2 separate regions of the Homo sapiens genome follow, and region 1 is linked to region 2. The links are chromatin loops, found by intact Hi-C in ENCODE. Cell type or tissue: ovary. All regions are shown on one strand.

What was found. Hi-C counts contacts between places; a loop is a spot of excess contacts. Peaks named below come from ENCODE experiments on the same cell type or tissue, not always from the same donor. Only the 100,000 strongest peaks of a DNase experiment are listed, where the experiment ranks them.
Region 1: a loop joins it to region 2, with 4 times the contacts of the local background. A loop is called at or near these places in 1 of 110 quality-filtered maps.

The regions. Positions count from the first base shown.
Region 1 is chr9:111,173,864-111,176,363 of GRCh38, reverse strand. No RefSeq gene overlaps it. Among named protein-coding and RNA genes, the nearest start is that of MIR7702, 96 kb to the left of the region's middle. In ovary, no CTCF peak of the experiment used is centred here; no DNase peak of the experiment used is centred here.
Region 2 is chr9:111,093,324-111,095,823 of GRCh38, reverse strand. No RefSeq gene overlaps it. Among named protein-coding and RNA genes, the nearest start is that of LPAR1, 56 kb to the right of the region's middle. In ovary, no CTCF peak of the experiment used is centred here; a DNase peak (open chromatin) is centred at 1,043.

The DNA of each region.
Region 1 (2,500 bases), 81 kb before region 2:
TTGCAACTTACACTTTGCAAATCCTTTTCTTCCTCCTTATGCTTCTTCTGTGGGATAGAATGTGGTTATGATGCTAGGACCTACAAGAGTGATCTGAAATCGTGGTGGGAAACTGCATATTGTGGAAACTAGGAGTATAGCAAAGAAGAAAAAGACCAAGCACCCTCAGCCCTAGACTGTCTGCATGGACATACATATACCTCATTTTAGCCGCTATTGTTTAGGATCTCTCATTTATAGCAGCCAAACAGGATTTCTAACAAATATGCCTCTTTTCTTGAGTTAAGTAGGAAAAAACTCAAATTTGAGATTATTGAAAAATGATGAGGATATTGGATCTCAGATCTTATATGCTGGAAACTAAATATCCAGAATGTATTCTGTTGGTGCATTTTTTATTAAATAAGGAAGAATGAAAATAAGCTAACGCTCATCAAGGGGTTAGAAAATATTCAAATTAAACTAAGGAAAGCAAGAGAAAAAAATTAAAGATAGAAACAGAAATTAAGACAAAACAGAGAAACTGCCAATAAAGTTAAATATATAGGGTGAAAACAAAACATTGCAAAATAATTTTCTCCAAGATGGATACCTGAGTCAATTTTATGAGTTTTCTTCAAACCTTCTGATAACTGGCATTTGCCATGGCACATGAAATATTCCAGAGTCTACAAGAGGAAAGAAAGTTTCCTAATTTATTATACAATGCTAGCATAACACTGATAGCCAAATCTGACAAAACAGACAAAATTAAAACTCTACATTTATGATCACTGAGGCAAAACTTGCTAAAATGCTTACTATAGGAAAAAAATTCCATGGTTCCAATGACTTGGCAAAAAAACTACCTAAAATGTTTATGAAAGACAAGAATAAAACTATGTGTTTACTATATAAAGGCAAAAAACTACTTCAATATTTTACAAATCAAATGTAGAACTATGTTAAAAGAAAAATGATATTTAAGAATATGAAATAATAGTAGAAACACTATTAGCACAATGTATCATGGCATCACTAGATCAAAGGAAAAAAATATTTGAACATTTTTATAAATTCTGGAGATGCATTTTCTATACTTTTTTTTTTTTCTGAGACAGAGTGTTGCTGTTGCCCAGGCTGGTGTGCAGTGGCACAATCTCTGCTCACTGCAACCTCTGCCTCCCAGGCTCAAGCAATTCTCATGCCTCAGCCTGTAGCTGGGACTACAGGCAAGTGCCACCACGCCCAGCCAATTTTTGTATTTAGTATTTAGGAGAGACGGTGTTTTGCCATGTTGGTCAGGCTAGTCTCGAACTCCTGGCCTCAAGTGATCCACCTACCTTGGCCTCCCAAAATGCTGGTATTACAGGTATAAGCTCTATAAGTATTTTTTAATACTTAGAGATGCAAATTTGTATATCCAAACATGACAAAACAAGGAAAACTAATATGGTAGCAAACAGTGCTGTCTCATAACACTAACATCATATGTAATGGTAAATGCTAAAGGCATGTTTATCAAGCGCATAAAGAGGACAGGAACATTGGTTTTCGTTACTTTTTAAAGGTAGTTTTTTTGACAGTTCTAGCCAAGAACAAGGTAATAGTATTACCATTTCTCAGTGATATTTTGAATGTAAGCAAAAATGACAACACAAAATCCTAGAAGGAAAATAATAGAAATAACAATATTATTTTCCTCTATATGAAAACAACATTGGTAAGTATAATGGAAAAATATATAATTAAAATGTCTGCAATACCAATTCTAGATTAGCTAAGGAAAAAAAAACAATGAGAGACAGACTCAAATAAAAATGAATAAATGGAGACATAGTATATGTTTCTAATAGGATGATCCAATATGTTATCAATCCTCGGGTTAATTTATATATTTAGTGCAACTTCAAGCAAAACCCCAACATGAATATTTTGGGCCTATCAAAATTTTTTTGGAAGTACAGGAAGTCAAGAATATAGAATAATACGTACAATAAAGATTTTTAGCATTGTTTACATTGAGGTAATTGATAGAGTAAAATGTACAAATCTTGATTTTACAGCTCAGTGAATTTTTATGAATGTATATATCCCTTGTGATTACCACACAAGATATAAAACATTTTCACACTCCTAGAAAGTTCCCTTGTGTTCCCTCCTAATCAACAGCCCCAACACAGAGATCATTATGACTTTTATCACCATAAATTAGTTTTGCCTGGTATTGAATTGCATAAAAATGGAAGCCTATAATAATACTCTTTCATGTCTCTTTTTGACAATCACCCATGTAGCTGTGTGTATCAATCATTTGCTCTTTCTTATCGCTATATAGCAGTGCATGGTATGACTCCATAACTTGCTGATTCATTTTTCTCTTGATGTACATTGTGTTATTTCCAATTTTGGACTTTTGGAAATAAAGCTGCCATAAACATTCTTGAGTACGTCTTTTTGTGGCTATATACTTTCATGTCTCTTAGGTATATACGTAGGAGTGAAATTTCTGGGTCGTAGG
Region 2 (2,500 bases):
GGTCCCAAGCATGCCTGGGATGAACTTCATGCCCAGTTAGCTTGTCATATCACATTACTTTGCTCAGACATGGGCTAAGCTGGCTTTCTAAATAAGACATCAAGTCCAGAAAATTTAAACACATGTGGGGGTCATAGGAAATCTGTTTAAAACAAACACTTTGGTGCACATGGAAACAAGAAGTTTAATGACATTGTCTAACAAAGCCGTCTGGAAGGACTCCTCAGAGCTCTCAAATGGCTCTTGGTTATCAGTTGCTGGGAACGTCCCAACTGGCAGGAAGCACATCAGTTTTATGGCATGTAGGGGCTGTTAGACGGAAGGATTTTAGAATTTCACTCCGTGTTTAACTCCATAGGGATAGATACTTCATGCTTCTCTCTGTGATATAACAGAATCTTGTTTTTCAAAAAAGCAGTCCTAATAATAAATTCATACCAGGGCTATTTGATTTGACCTTTATCTTTTCCCAGTTTGTGCTAACATGGGTCTTGTCTAAGTTCTGTAAGTGAACCCCATTGCTCTTCTCCTAAAGTTGTTCCAGCAAATGATATAACCAGGCAAGCCTTACCTCATGATTTTTATGCCTCCTGTAGGATATGACATGCAAGTTTCCTGACTCCCTTGCCTGTCTAAATCCTCTGGGTTCTTTCTTGTGATAAAGGTCTCAGCACAGTATTCCACACATTTCATGCTCTCCTCTTCACAGAAACAGGTTGAAAAAGACAGCATGCTTTCAGGAGAGTCTCATTGAGAGAAGATGGACAGGGGGTAGTACATAAAATGCTAATTGAAAGAATAATGGTACTATTCTTGAAAGCTATAAGCAATTTTCTTCATGCTGAGAAGTGACAAGGGAAGATTTACAAATTCAAAGAATCTGACTTTGTTGACTTTAGAAAATCTCACTGTATCCCTTTTGCTAAGACGCCAGAGAAAAGGGCCTTTTGCCATGATTCCAATAAGTGTGTCCTGCTCTAGTTATAATAGTCCCACCTCCCGGTCCATGCTGAGTCACTGCTAAAGTTTTTAGTCATGGACAGTCAGAAGCAAGTCTGTGTAAACTCTCCTGGCCCCTCCTGGCTTCACCATCTCTTCCTCTTTCTCTAACTCTACTTCTCAGAAGACAATGCTCTTTGGTTTCTAATTTTCTAGAATCCAGAATACTCCCTCCCCTTTAGGGAAGTGAAATAGGGACTCTGGGGATATTCCACCCCCTGACCATCAAAGACACAGGGAAGGGGTCATCCTGTGGCTAAAAGCCAGGGGAGATCAGAACCAAGGCCAAGGTTGAATTTCTCTCTGAACTAACCCTCAACTCTGACCTAGAAAGTCCCCCTTTTGAGGTTCTTTGTCATAGATACAGCAACAGCAATGCAGAATCCCACAGAGAGGTCACAATGTTCTTGTTCTTCCCATTAATACAGGCCAGGATCAGGGGCTTTAATTTTGAGATGAACCTCTCACACTTATCTTAGTAAATCTTGTTGCTGAAGTAGGTCCCCGATAAATAAACTCTTGAGTTTAATCAAATATTAAAATGAGGCTGGGTACAATGGCTTACACCTATAATCCCAGCACTACGTGAGATGAAGATAGGAGGATTGCTTGAGCCCAGGAGTTCAAAACCAGCCCAGGCAACATAGTGAAATCCTGTCTCTACCAAAAAAACAAAAACAAAAACAAAAACAAAACAAAACATTAAAATGGCAATTATTCCTTTGTATCTTTCAGAACTAATCTCAGAAGCGTCACTGAGTGTGGAGTAACATGCCCTTTAACTCTGTGTGGCTGAATATTAAGACAATGTTCTCTATTTTTCTATGCAACCTACAAGTATTGTTAAATGTTGATTATATGAGAGCTTACAGAGGGAGCTCTAAACAAGAAATGCCTGCCCTTAAGTATAGACAACACCTTTTGGGAAAGAAGGCACACATATTTGAAAAGATGAGAGAGAGCAAAAAGTATAAGCGAGGGAGTCACCCCCGTGGGCTAAAGTGGTCATGGACAGCTTTGGAGAGAGGTTTTGGAGAAACCTCTGGGGACTTGGTGTTCAGGGGCACCCTTATAGGGGTGTGGAAGGGTGATATATGCAATCCTGATACCATCTCTGTAGATGCAGAAGTGGATTATATATGACATGTATGATCATGTATGTGTGTATGTACACACATGTATGTATGTGTCACAGATGTTGGACTCTATAAAGGCTAAACAATGACTTACATCAGATTTTTAATTAGGAATTTAACTTTAATAGTTATTCAGATTTTCATTTTTTTGCATCAGTTTTGGGAATTCATTTATTTCAGCTAAATTGTCAAAGTTATTGACATAAGCGATTTCTAATGATTTCTTCTTCTTCTTCTCCTTCTCCTTCTCCTCCTCCTCCTCTTCCTCCTTTTTCTTCTTCATCATCAATTTTTGAGACAGAGTCTCACTCTGTCATCCAGAGTGCAGTGGCACAATCATGGCTCACTGCAGACTTGACTTGCTG